Linked DNA regions of Homo sapiens: region 2 is linked to region 1. A link is a loop called in an ENCODE intact Hi-C map of the cell type or tissue named here. Cell type or tissue: dorsolateral prefrontal cortex. All regions are shown on one strand. Links, peaks and the distances in the headings refer to the core of each region. The heading gives the core; the rest is flanking DNA.

What was found. Peaks named below come from ENCODE experiments on the same cell type or tissue, not always from the same donor. Only the 100,000 strongest peaks of a DNase experiment are listed, where the experiment ranks them.
Region 2: a loop joins it to region 1, with 3 times the contacts of the local background. A loop is called at or near these places in 2 of 110 quality-filtered maps.

Annotation. Positions count from the first base shown.
Region 1 is chr11:126,604,213-126,611,361 of GRCh38, reverse strand. All of the region lies in intron 1 of KIRREL3 (kirre like nephrin family adhesion molecule 3), which reads left to right. It overlaps KIRREL3-AS1 (KIRREL3 antisense RNA 1), which reads right to left. Exons shown (of 2, transcript NR_174952.1): 2 at 1-701. Among named protein-coding and RNA genes, the nearest start is that of KIRREL3-AS4, 45 kb to the left of the region's middle. RefSeq lists enhancers at 2,108-2,792, 2,793-3,478, 3,479-4,164. In dorsolateral prefrontal cortex, for the core only: CTCF peaks have their summits at 3,688 and 3,890 (motif pointing left); a DNase peak (open chromatin) is centred at 3,881; H3K4me3 peaks cover 449 bases; H3K27ac peaks cover 345 bases.
Region 2 is chr11:126,786,681-126,793,829 of GRCh38, reverse strand. The region is part of intron 1 of KIRREL3 (kirre like nephrin family adhesion molecule 3); the gene reads left to right. Among named protein-coding and RNA genes, the nearest start is that of KIRREL3-AS4, 140 kb to the right of the region's middle. In dorsolateral prefrontal cortex, for the core only: CTCF peaks have their summits at 2,798 and 3,006; a DNase peak (open chromatin) is centred at 3,009; H3K27ac peaks cover 1,411 bases.

The DNA.
Region 1 (7,149 bases), core at 1,451-6,450:
TCTACAAAAGTCATGATCTCTCAAAAGGAGTTAGACACCAAAAATGTCAATAGAATTGAGAAGGAAAGGAATGGGAGAGGGTGCGGTGGTAGGAACAACAGTAATAGCAGCTAACATTCACCGGGCGCTGTGAGCCAAGAACGTTACATGTATTCTCTCGTTTCATTTCCCCACGATCCTTTTTCTATGACTATTCCCACCTCCCAGATTAGGTCTTTGTGACTTCAGTTGAGGAACTTCCCCAAAGTCACACAGCTCAGGAGTGGAGTCAGATTTTAATGTGGGCGGTCTGTCTCTTGCACCTGTACTCTTAGCCCCTAAGGCAAATGGTCTCTTTTTTCAAGAATCTTCATCGCAGGTTGTTCAGAGGCTTTCAGATGTGTCTAGCTTCCTCCTGAAGCTTGGAGATGTATGTTGAAAAGTTCCAGCTTCAAACCCCCGCCCGAGTCAAACTGCTAAGGCCAAGAATATCTTGGTCTAAATTCCACCTTAGACTTCTGTGAAAAATGATATTCTCAGTTCTCTGAGTGAGAAGCTTCTGCCCCGACCTGCATGATCTGGGGAGACCACTGAGGCAGCTTCAACTGTCTAAGAAAGAAACTGCTCTAAGAGAGATGGAGAGCCCTCCAAGAGATCCCAGGGAAGGATGGATTTCTCCAGCAAGCCCCTGCTCTCCGTTGCCCTGTCTGTAGTCCTGGCACCTGCAGGGAAGAGAATACCTGCTTCAGACATGCACGGTTGGCTCCTTCTCCCCATGTGATTATAGCCCCAGTGCCTGGCATTTGTTGAGTGCTCTACGCCCACAGACCTCCAATGCAAACATTCTCTCTCATTATCCCACATTCCCATGAGGTTGCAGGCTGGGCCAGGTTAGTCTATCATCCTAAGTATGTCCCTTCTGTCCTTGAGCCTAATGTGTTCATTTGTGAATATGAAGCATTGCTTGGGAAACTGTTAAAATCCTCTTACAGTTCAGACAAGCAGGCTCATGCCTGTAATCCCAGCAATTTGGGAGGCCAAGGCAGACAGATTGTTTGAGACCAGGAGTTCAAGACCAGCCTGACGAACATGCCGAAACCCCCATCTCTATTAAAAATACAAAAATTAGCCAGGCGTGGTGGTGCATGCCTGTAATCCCAGCCACTCGGCAGGCTGAGGCAGGAGAATCGCTTGAACCTGGGAGGCGAAGGTTGCAGTGAGCCGAGATCTTGCTGCTGCACTCCAGTCTGGGTGAAAGGGCAAAATTCTGTCTCAAAAAAAAAAAAGTTAACAGCACAGATTTTGGAGTCAGGTCAGGCCTAACTTTGTAACTGAAACAATGTGTGACTTCGGCCTCATTTACTTAACCTCCCTGAGCCTCAGTTTCTTCATCTGTAAAAGGAAGATGATCATTGCACCTTCCAACAACATTGGGTTGTTCTGAGGATTCGTTGAAGTCATCCACATAAAATTCTTATCTCGGTGCCTATCGCATCATCAGGTTCTATTAATGTTAGCTGCTGTTGTTCATAATCAACAGAAAAAAACTGACACAGTAAGAATGTGCTGGAGCTGCGAGTGGCTCTCAACTTTTGCTGTATATTAGAATACTGGGGAGCTCTGAAACCTTGTAGCCACACCCCCATACCGATTAATCTGGAATCTCTGGTTGTCAGGTTTTTCAGACATCTCAGATAATTCCAATATGCAGCCAAAGTTCGGAACCCCCAGAACACGATCCCAGTTCCAGTTAGATTTTATACAAGTGAGCATGCATCGGAGGTCCCCCCAGAAAGGAGCTGAGCTTAGTGCAAGGCTGTCTGATCTCAGGCACATTCCCCTGCCCCTCTCTCCCAGCAGGTCCCCCACCCACTTAACCTTTCACGAAGCCTCTCGGCCTCACATTCACTTCAGGTAGGCTGCAAAGGAGACCGTCCTCATACATGTCCCGAGGCAGGAATAACTCTGGTTGCTTAACCACAGTTGTCATACTCAGGAGAGACGAAAGGAAATCATAAATAATAGATGCTACATAAACAAGGTCCAATTAACCCAGCCACCAGCCCGGGGGGAAGACATACATTAGCCCTCTCTGCAAGAGGCTAAGGAGAGACATTAGGGAAACTGCCTGGAGCTTCACAGGTGTGGCTGGAGAGTCTCTCCTTCTGAACCCAACCTTCCCCGCACCCCTTTCCTGAGGTCCGGTCTCAGAGCGGGGAAAACAAACCCAACCTGGGCTGGGCGGTGGTCAGGTCTCGCTGCAGTGCTCCTCAATTCAGCACAATTCCATGCAGAGTTGAGTGGGCAGTAACTTTAGCCCTGTCTCCGGGTTAGTTTTCCATTCTCCTAGCATACTAATTGCATCACATTTCTCTTCTGCAACAAATACCCCTCTGGCCTGATTGTTTCTGCTACCCACCCTGTACTCTGACCCACAGGAAGTCACTTGTTTCTCAGGGCTAACAGCAAGCTGGGCTCCAGAGCTGCTTCTCCATCCCCTCCCCTCCTGTCCTGGACATAGGTCTCATCAGGCATCCCCATTGCCCATCTCCACTCCAGAAGTGCACTCCCAGCAGTTAGGCCCCAGGAAATGCAAGTCACCTGTGCCAGTTAGCAGTTTGCCAGCAGGCCCAATGCTCTGCCTCTGGACAGCCCCCTGCCTGCCTCCAGGAGGAGTCCTCAGTGCCTCTGGGACCACCATCCCTTAGCCAGGGAGGGCTGGGAAGGGGGCTCCTACTGCAGCCACAGGATTTTGTGTATGGATTAGTCCAGGGTGATTATTGAGCTCAGAAGAAAGCAGCTCGTGATTAAGGGAGCCATTTGGGGAGGGGAGAGGAGGGAAGAGGAGGGGAGTTTCTCAAAACACCTGCCTGGGAACGCACTGGAGGAATGCCAGACGCGCACCTCCCACAGACAGAGGAAGGGCACCAGGGGCTAAACCTGGTGGAAAAGCAAGGTTAGTGAATTTAATGAGGTGATCTTAGGCAGCTTAATTCAGCTCGATAGCCTGGGGCTAGAGGAGGAGCCCCCGCACAGGAAGTCAGAAGTTGGGCCTGCACTAATTAGATTTCACAAATGCTGCTGTTATTCAGCACGTTGTTCCAAACGCCTGCCAGGTGGATAGGAGGCTCCCAGCGGGGGCTTCTGAGACCGCCCCCTTCAGCTGCCTCCTGCTTTTCTCTCCCACCTGTCCTGGCCCACCATGGCCCGCCCCCACCTCCAGCTGCATTCCTGGAATTGGCACCCAGCTCAGACTCCACCTGGGCCCACCCTGTCCCACCTGTGGGGTGGTCTAAAGGGTGAGGATGGAGCAGCAGCCACCAACCCTCCCTCCTGGGTTGGTAAGAGACAGCACGGCAGGCACGGGAGATGATGAGAAAGGCCCTGGAGACAGCTGACGTGCTCGTTCCTCGGGCCCTTGCTGCGATGGGGCTGAGCAGTTGCCCTAGTGCCTGGGTGGATCCCTTTTCCCCAGACTTGCAGCTGCAGAGCTGACCCAGTAGTGATGTTCGTCCTTGCAGTGGGTGGCAACTCTGTCTTGATTGCAAGTGCTCAGCAACGCTCCCTATTCATCTGTGTACCCTGCAGGGCTAAGCAACTCGGCCCTTCAGCAAATCATTAGGACTAAGTTTCTCCATCTGTAAAATGGCTAATTGCAGAAGGCCACACAGCAGCAGGGACCCAGATAAAGCTCTTGCAGTAGGGAAGCTTTGTTTTGTCCTCGCTAGCAGCTGCCCTAAGTGTTACAACTCAAAGGGCAGAGGAAGCCACTTAATGCCTACATGATAATAACAGCGATCAATTAATAATGGCAATAATGGTCTTTGAACGTGGAGCGCTGCTTCTCTCCAGCGGGAGCCCAGTTCCTGCTCCTGAGGGACAGCCCCACCTGCGGAGAGGCTGCTCCCTCCAGTGGAAGGAGGTGGTCATGGTCACCGAGAGTCAGCTCGGAGCCAGATGTGGATCTCTCCTTCCTGATCTCTCCTCCAGCCCTTCCTCTCCCAGCCAAGAGTACTCATATTCACATTAGAAAGCAGCCCCAGCCATAAGAAACCCGTTCTGTCTGCCCAAAACCACACCAAATGTGTTATGGCGACTTCCTCGCCTTGCCCCTCTGGCCGCAGTTTTTCTTCCTGTACAAGGAGGTGAGCCAATCTCGGCTCAGCTACTCCATCGTTTCCCTGGGTTTAGGGAGTGGAAGCCCCCAGGTATTTTCCTGGCTTTGCCCCTCCATCCACTCTGACGACCTCCTGGGAGGCCCTAGCTACTCATAAGCCCCACGACAAGCCCTGTGGTTGGTTCTTGGCTGCCAGAGAGAGCCCCTTGGAAGAGAACAACTGCTTAATAAGGATAAACATGTGGCATGCAATTTAAAAACCCTGGAATACCCGGCCATGTGATAGGCAGGTTCCAAAGCTGCTTACTTCAGCTAGAAAGCACTGCCTGGCCACCCCCGCCCCTTCCCATCATCTGAGCTTCTCCCCTTTCCCATCCAGAGTCCTCCCTTGACCCCCCAAATCCCTTCCCATCTTTAATCAGTCTAAGCTTTTAAAGAAAGAAAAAAAGAGTGCAGAAGAAGGCCAGCATGTAGAGGTATGGCACTTAGGGATGTTTTAAGGCCCCTGCAGAGTTCAAGGAGAATGTCCCAAGAATGTTAAGCATGATCCCTCCCCTGGGTCTCTCCCCTCACTGCCAACCTTGAACCAAGTTATGCAGCTTGGAAACTGACTGGAGTCCTCCGGTTCCCTCCCTGGAATGTCGAGGGTCTCGGCCTGGTATCAACCCCTGGGGTGTGTAAGGTCATCTGGGATGTGGTCTGGAGACCACCCTAAGGTGGGGAAATGTGGAAGGCAGTTCCCAGAGAGCCCGGACTTCCCTCCCCCATGGCCCTGTGAAATCGACAACTTAATAATTCTTAACATTTATTGGGTCTGTGTTCCAAAGGATGTACATGTCATAATCTGCTCACTCCTCACAGCTCCATGAGTTAGGTATTATTTCCCCGTATTTTACAGACTTGGAAACTGAAACACAGAAAGACTACATAAATTCTCCAGAGTGACACAGCTAGTAAGTGATACACCCGAAATCCAAACCCACACTCCAGATCCACTCTCATAAACACCATACTAAACTGTGCCTTCATAAAAATAATATTTTAACATTAATAATACTAGTGACTCTGATTTGAGTGCTTTAGATGCTGGGTGCCTGCTAAGAGCTTCCCATGGCTTATGCTGGAATGCTCGAAACAGGCTCTATGAAGCAAATATGATTATTAGCTCCATTTTACTGAAGAAATGGAGGCTCAGGGAGATTGAATAATTGACTTAGTTACAGAGATAATGAGTGGTCAACTGGGATTCCTTCCCAAGATGGCCTGCGTCCCTCTGGACCACACTATGGCTCACTGCTCCCTGCCAAAGGGGCCATTCTGTGTGTCACTTCCCTGAGGCAGAGAATGAACAGGAGGAACCTCCAAGGTTCCCTTCTGCCCTTTGTGCCTCTAATTTGATCCCAGAGGAAAGATGCAATGAGAGGACTCCCTCTGCTTAACTCCCAAGAGGGACCATGTCCCATGCCCTCCAGACCTCACTCTCTACCCATATGCCCCATGCTTTCCCCACCCCATTCCCACTCCCAGCATCCCTACTCAACTCAGGCGGGACGCACAGCTCCAGGCCCAGCATGACGGATATGTGTGGCCAAGAATGGCAATGTATTTATTAAGTGAAACCGACAACTTTCATTAACCCAAGTAGACATTATTAAAACGCGCCGGTTGTCTCTGGGAAATGAAGTGCCCAGCACAGGCTGTGAGCAGAGCTCCTATTTGCGTGCGCCAAGCTGCTAAGTGTGGGCTGTGCCTCCCTCCTGGCATCCTGAGTCTCATCCATCATGTCCCATGAAGTAGGTCCCATCCTGAGCCCCCACACCACTTCACAGCAGTCACCGCAGGACTCCTCCCCCTGAGCCTCAAATCCCAGACCCAAGTGGCCTGAGACCTGGAGACCATGGGTGCTCCATTGCTCCCACTCCCGACGCCTGAAGATGAAGCTGCTCACTGGGACCCTGATCCTCTACATTAAGTGCAGCACATTATACCTGCCTGGAATCCTGGCAGTGACTAAGGAGGCACCAACTGCAAATGTGACTTGGTAAGATCCCAGGAGTCGGTCCCTAGATATAGTTATCCATGGGGCCCCAACCTGCTGCAGATGGGAGAGCAGGGAATCCAGGAGAAAAGCCAAGAGCGTGGGAGGAGCCAAGGAGAAAGGGCAGGGCCAAGAAAGGCCACACCCTCACCAGGCTCGATGCATTGTCTGTGATTATGGGTCTTTGTTGAGGTGAAGGAAGCAGTAATAATAATCTCATCTGCCACTTTGCAATTTACAATGCACTTTTACATATGCCGTTTCATTTGCTCCTCCTAAGTGTGCTATGAGGGAGATAGCATCAGCCTGATTTCTCTTTTGTCCCCATGAGGAGAGGGGGCTTGGGGTTAAATAATTCTGCTGTGAGGCTCTGTGAAGTTAGCAGGTTGCAGCTCTGGGGTGAGTCTAGCGTTGCTTCTCTGAGTCACCTCCTTTCGAAGACCTCCTCTTTTATTGTGTTCCAAACATGGACACCTGGCAAAGCTCAGACACGCTTGTTTAGAAGTGGGCCATTCTGCGCAGCCTCAGACCCCCTGCTGTGTGCACCATGGCTCCAGGCAGTGTGCTGTGAACACCCACCCACCCCCATGTGGCCCACAGGACACACCTGTAAGCCAACGGATCAGAACCCTCCAGCTGTAGAGGCAGCAGAGGATTTAGAGTGGCCAAGAAGGACTGTACTAACACTAACTGCGAACGGCCTGGTCCTCAGTTTCCCTGTCTGGACAGTGAATTTCTCTGTAGGGCTGTGGTGAAGACTAAATGAGATATGGTATACACATTATCTTGTACAAGCCTGGCACATGGTACATGTTCAACAAATGGCAGCTCTTACTGTTCTTATTAAAGAATGCTAGACAAAAATGCAATGCAGCCAGTATGTATGGAATACTCAGTTTCATCCTAGCTTAGGAACAGAATGCCTCAGACCTTCAGGGTGGTCTTCCTGCCCATTCCCACGTGTACACTCACCCCTGTCAGCTCTGCGTCCTCGTTTTCGGTTCAGAAATACAGT
Region 2 (7,149 bases), core at 1,098-6,097, 180 kb before region 1:
GCAGAGGAACGCGAGTTCTTCACCTCTGCCTGTTCCTTATCTGAGTGTCTCATGAGCATGAGCACGCTTCCGGTCCACTCCAGTAATCTTGGTCCAGTGCAATCATTTACGCATTTTCCTTAGTTAATTCTCAGTCATTTTGGGTGAAATAGTTTAGTCTCTCAAATTCCAACCTCTTCCTTCAACTGCTCCCTCTTAGGAAGGACCTGTGCTCTCCTTGCCTTGGTTCCTCTGTGTGAGTCACTGCCAGTGACCTGAGTTGTCCACCCAGCATCTGCCGTGGCCATGCACCTTCTGCAGGAACTCCCTGCAAGTGACATCTGGGCTGGTGCACCTGTTATCATCTGTCTCTCCTACTCTCTTTCTCCTTCACTCTCTGGCTAACTCCTTGGACCTCTAGCTGAGCATGCACATCCAAAGGAACTAAGAGCGGTTTGAAGGAACAAAAGTAACCCTTCCTAGCCTGACTGCTCACTCCACCCAGATTGCCTGCACTGTTCAGCACTACAACCTTATTGCATTAGCAAAACTAAAATAAGACCCATGGTCCCCAGTGAATACAACAAGAAAGCCCCGTGCACTGTGGCTTTCTTCCAGAGTCTAAAGGAATTTCCAGTGACTTTTACATGCCCTGGCCTGTTGTCTCACTAAAAAGGTCATTATCTTGTCCTCTGCTGTTTTGCAATAAACCTTACAAGACATTATTGGAGGTGGGTGGGGGTGGGGAGCTAAAAAGGTAAAAGTTAACACATGTGAGATAGTGAACACTTTAATTTTATTGTGTAATATTTGAAAGGTCCAAAGGAATACACACAGCAGAGATGTAAGCTTAATAAGGAAATGGCCATCTGTGAACCCCCCAATAGAAGAACCTGAGCCTGCCCACCCCACTCCTGTGTCATCCTTCTCCATCCCCACAAGTAACCACTGTTTTTCATCTTCTTATTAGTTTTTTGCTGTTGTTATTGGTAGCTTTATCACACGTGTATATCCCTAAACAGTATAGTTTAGTTCTGCTTGCTCTTGAGCTTTATAAAACTGGATTAAGACTTTATATAGCATTTTCCAATTTGCTTTTTCCACTTCGTATCATGGTCTAAGATTTATCCATGTTGTTACTTGTAACCATTGTTAATCGCATTGTGTGCATATAACATAATTTATATATCTATTCTCCTATTAATGGGTAATTGAGTTGTATCCAATCTGGGCTCTGTTATAAACAATGCTGCTGTGAGCTGCCTTGTATATGTTTTCTGACGGAGGCAATAGGATTTATACCTGAAGAATTGCTGGGCCATTAGACAGGTAAAGATTCAACTTAAGAGTCCAGTGGAGTCCAGTGGTTACGTACACGAGTTTTGGCACTAAACTGCTTGGTTTCAGCCTAGGCTCTATTGCTTGCAAGTTGTGTGACTTGGGGCAAATTACTTAACTTCTCTGCATCACCATTTTCTCAACTGAAAAATAACGGTAATAATAGGACCTATCTCATAAAGTTGTTTGAAGGGTTAAATGACTACAACGTTGCCAACACCACTCATGATTTCATCTTGTGTTTACAACAACACTGTGAGGTGGCCATGATGATGTCCATTCTACAGATTGGAAAGCACTGAGGTTAAATGACTCACAGTGGTCTGCTAGCTAATGAGTGACAGAACAGGGATCTGATTCCTGGCCCACCTATCCTCAGAGCCGGGTTTATTTACATCTCGCTGCCTCCCATCGTTAACATTCTGCTGGCTCGATTCCTTACTAGCCAGCTAAGAGCAAGTCTCCCCCAAAAGGGAGGCTGGGGTTGGGAAGGTCGGCAGAGGCACCAGGAAATGGGGAAAAGTGGCATACAGAGAAGAGGAGAACCACACCACCAATGAATTTCACCTGTTTTTCTTTGAAAGCAGCCCCGCCTTCCCTCTAAACTGTTTTCACAGCAGACAGCAAGTGTGAATCAATGCTACATCCACATTCCCATACCTCACACTCTGAGAAACCGCCCCTACAGCCCCACAACTGTCCCTCCACCTGCTAAAAGGTGTCTACAAGCAAAGGAAGTCTTCTAGAAATCAAAGAAGGCAAGGTCTGGCCATCCCTCTCTGTTCCCTCTCCCTCTTTCACTGGGCTCAGACTCATTCACACCTGGCCTGGCCATGGGAATCTGGGCCCCTGGACCCTGTGGCCTGGATGGCTGACCCCTGGCTATGGGCTTCGAAACTGCACTCAGATCCCTTTGCCTACAAAAGGCTTGGCTCCAGCCTTCTCCCATCAGTCATTTATTTTCATAAGTGCCCAGTGAATTCATTTCTTTGGAAAGAAGGGCAAGAAAAGGAGATGGATCTGCACAATATGTACAATTTTCTGCAAATGCCGTCACCATCAGGAGTGGCTGGGCTTTCACTCCGCATAAGCTGAGGCCAAGCTGAAGCTCCCGTGAGCAGAAGCCTGGGAAGCGGGTAGCTGGCTGCATGCAGCCCAGGCCAGGGACGATGAATTGGAATGTCCTATTATGATAACACCTGCCCTCCCTTTACGATTTAATACCTCAACTATTTCTCATCTCATCAGGTCAACAAATACCACTAAATTCCCTGTACAGGCCCCCCAAAATGTACTCTTTCCTCAATAAGAGGTTTCCTAAACACAGACTTTTCTTCTGAAGCAGCCAGGCAGCGCTCAGGAGGCAATTTCTGATCTTTTGTTACCAAAGATGGTTTTTCCTTCCTGTCCTAACGGTAGAAAAAGACCATTTCAAGGATCACTCATTTTTTCCTCCCAAAGCTAAGAAGTGACATCATGCTCATTTGCATTCTCATCGACAAATCCTCCACACCACCCAGTTTGCTCAGTATATTATTTTATTCATATTTTTTAAAAGAACACAGGCCATTTCTAAGCAGAGCACAATAGGCATTGTTCTTGTTTATGACGGTTCCATCCGTCATTTGCCCCCTGGGATCAGGAACAGGAGACAGTGGCAAAGCCCAGCTTGTGGTAGATGCAGGACAGAGATGGGGGAAGAGCGCCCCCACCCAAGCAGATGTGGCTGCTCCACAGAGCCGAGCTCCAGTCACTCCCAGCACAGCAAGGCTCTTCCCACGTCTGCGATTAGGGTTGGAAATCACTCTTTCCTCTGACTCACTGGCAATGACTCTGCTCGTGAACTCATTCCTGGTTATGTTGTTTACGTTCACCTCAAGCTTGGTGCGACACAGGCCAAAACAATAGGAAAAAAAATAATGGATCACATGGTTGGGTGGTTGCCTAACAAGTATTTTTTTTAATTAAACATGAATTGAGCACTAACTATATTCTAGGTATTATGCTATTGAATCCTTACAATAACCTCATGAGTTAAGTGTTACTGGTCCCATTTTATAGATCAAGAAACTGAGTGTTAGGAAGGTTAACTTCGATGACCAATGTCATCAAGCTAACCAGGGGAGAGCCTCTTGACATGAAGACTGGGAGGCTATGCTTTTGTCTGGGAATCCAAGGCTCTGGGCCTTTCCTGTTCTTCAACCAGTCTTTATCCATCCATTCATCCAACAGAGCATGTGGACCGAGTCCGTCTAATCAGTCAATGAATGCTTAAAGCCCAGTGCAATGTTCGGTGACCTCAGATTGCGGAAAGAGAGGCAAGAGGACAAGAAACAAGTGAACAAATCTGTAGGTCATGGGAGGACCACTCCAATAGAGTGGGTAAGGGGAGTTAGGGATGACACTCAGGTTTCCTGCTTGAGCAACTAAGTAGACAGAGGTTTTAGTTACTAAGACAGAGAAGACTAGAAGAGGATGTGGTGTGGGGAGAATAATGAGACATCAAGAGGTTCAGGACTGTGTCGTTTTGAGGTCCTATGAGACATGCCAGTTAGCAGTCGGATATAGTGTAAAGGTTTGGGCTGAAGGTATAAATATGGGAATTGTCAGCTATATTTTTTCAGAATTGAGATTATGAAAGAGAGTACAGCCCAGAAAGAGAAAGTTCAAGGACGGGATTCCATATTTAGGGAGTGGAAAAGAGGAAGAAGCTAACAGGAAGACTGGGAAGGGGCTGGAAGAAAAGTGTGGGCAGAAAACCACAGAGTGCATGGTACCCTGTCTCCATATTGAAGAGAAATGAATCTGGAGAAGTTTGGACTAGGCCACTGTGGTGGAATGCTTCCTACAACTCCGGGGAGATGGAGACAGAGGGACCTCAAGATTTGGCAGTTTGAGAGACTGGCAAGGGTCTTAACAAGGGCAAAACAATTTTTTGGAACCAGAGAGTAAAAACCAGAAAGAGTAGGCTCAAGAGTGAATGAGAGAAGGTGAAGTGGAAGCAATGTGTACAGACAACTTTTTCCAATTTTTCTAGGAGGGGATACAGAGAAGTGGAATGGCAGCCAGAACAGAGTGTGAGGTCCAGGGGAGATTTCAGGAGTGAAGGATAATTGAATATGGGTTTGCTCACTTTCTGCTTTGTGGGAATGGTCCAGGGAAGGAAGAAAGAGCTTCAGATGCAAGAAGGAGAGGGACTGAGTGAGGGAGGGAGTCCTTGAGAAGGCGAAGGAGATGGGGCACTGCACGTGGCAAGGGTTGGCTTTGGTCATGAGAAATACTAAATTTAGGAGAAAGAAAGAAGAAAAGATGAACATTTAGCACACCTGCATTACGTGCCAACTGTATGCCAGGGCTGCTAGGCACTGGGGAAGCAAAGGTGATGAAGAGTAGTCCATGCCCCTAAAGAGCTCATGGTCATATGGGGAAGACAGACACCTGTGTTACAGCATCATCGCATGCAGTGACAGAGCTATTCAGAGGACATTTATGGGAGCAGGAAGGAAGGGCACAACCCAGCCCACCGTTGGGTCAAAGAAATCTTGACAGGGATTTGTTTGACTAGGTGCCCAGCCTCACACTCCAGTAGATGCTTAATACATGACACTCTTTGATAATAATGATTATTTACAATGCTGATTTTCTACACATGGAGGTCATGATTTGGGAACTGAAATCTACCGAAGAGTCTATTATTTCTCTCTCCTTGCCCTATGATGCGGATAATACAACATGCAGCTGCCTGGATGACTCCAGATTGAACTCTGACGGCTTCCAGATCAAAACAATCAGTTCCTTTGATAGCAATTGTAGGGCCTTTGTGGTCTATAATGTGGAGGACTGGTGATGATGGGTCTGGTGAGGCTAAACAGACTTTTAACCCAAGACATAGCAACTGCAGCACAGCCTGGCAGAACATAGGTCCTTCTTCCATTCTTAAAGCAGCCCTCAGAGGTGAGCTTAATGCTGCAGGCTTCTCTCCAGGTGGATACCCTGAGAAGTGGCTGCACTGTTCCCTTGGACTTCTTTGACAGGAGTGTTTGCCACTCTGCAGAGCTCCTGTTAGAACATGGACAGAGGAGGCAAGGGAAGAAGCACAGCCCTGTCTCAGTCTCAAAACCAAGGGCCACAGACCCTGCAGAAATGTCAAATGCAACTTGCATACCCTGTCTGAGTAGCACAGTGGGAAAAACCATATCTCAGCAAGTGGAAGTGGAAGCCCAAATGTATGCAAAAGAATTGGGGCTTGGAGAGCAGCCCTGGGAGGCAACGTCCATAGGAATGAAAAAGAGATGGTTAGAAACGATTTCCTTCCAGATTGTGCATTTGTCCCAAGCCCAACTCCATCACCCACTCTTTTTGCACACAATGTCTAGCAGATTTTAGATGCTATGGGAGGCGGAATATTGTCGTGGCTAAGAGTATGGGCTCCAGAGCCGGGCTACCAAGTTGGTCATGGATCAGCTGGGGCAATTGACTTGACCTCTCTGTGCTTCAGCTTCCCTGCCTGTAAAATGGGGGTGATGATGATAATAGAAGCTACATCATAGAGTTGTGAGGATTCAATAGAAGAGTGCCTGGCACATAATAGATATTTGATAAATACAAACTTAATGAATGCCAAGAAGAAGCAGGGTGAAGAGCAGATATGTCAGAGTAGACCTGCTTCCATTGTTAGAAGACAATGCAGTGAGGCCAATTCATCAGGAGTGTTCCCTTCTAAGGCAACCTGTATCTGCTGGCTGAGGGTATGACAAGCTCAGAAACAAAGGCACAAGCTGAGAGCATTTGTGCTTCACTGGGTAGTGAAAGGGAAAAGAAATAACAAGAAGCAAGTCAATTATATTCCGGAGGCTGGCTGTCCAAGCTGTACCATCCCTTCCATCTAACCAAGGAATTGAAAGAACATTTACATTCATTAAAAATTTATCTTTCCAGGAAAAAAGAACCAGACTTTTTTCCTCTAGTGAAAAACATGAAAAGAAGATGCCAGAAGTTTGCATGAAAAGTTGGGTCTCCCTTCTTCAGCTTTGTCAAGAAAAACAATATGGAGAAAGTTCTGCTGTGTATTTGGGATATGTTTATATTGATTTGGGTGGGGTGGACTATATTGTTTTTAGCATTTGGCAATGATTTAAATTATGTGAATAATAAATACCATCAAATTGCTGGCCCTTGCAATATTATATTATTAATTGTGCAAACTCCCCACACATAAAGCAGGCTGTCTTTTTCTGGTCCATGTCTTGCAAATCAGAGTCCTGAAAATTTGTGCCATAGGGGAAGAGAAAATACATCTGTGTGGGGGTTGATTGGCTCCATCATTTCATCATTCTGTCAGGTGTTCTCTCTTGTGAGTGGCCCTCTGGCTGAACTAACATTATGTTCAGCCCACACTCCTACCGATCACATAACTGGCCCCTTGTGCTGGCCCTTTCCTTGCCATTAATGCAGGCAAAAGCCAGAACCCATTGCTCTATCTGCTAAGATTTCCTCTAACTGCAGATAAGGGAGTGTGAAGAGAGCCACTGCCTCTCCCTTCCAACCCCTGCTTGCAGGAATAGCAGCTCCTTCTGCTCATTAGGAAAGACCAGCTCTATGCCCTGTCCTCCCTTCCTGCAGACTCTCCATCTCAACCAACGGCCTGGCCAGTAGCTTCAGCCCTGTTAGGAAATCAAATGAGGGCTTCATCCAGAGTGCCCTCCAAGCAGACCAACAGAGATGCCCAGACCAGGCCAGCTCATGCTTCATGGTTTCAGCCCAAGGAGCCCGGTGGCAGCACATTTGCTACTGGGCTGCCAGGCTGTGAGCAGCATGCAGGCCTAGAGTTGG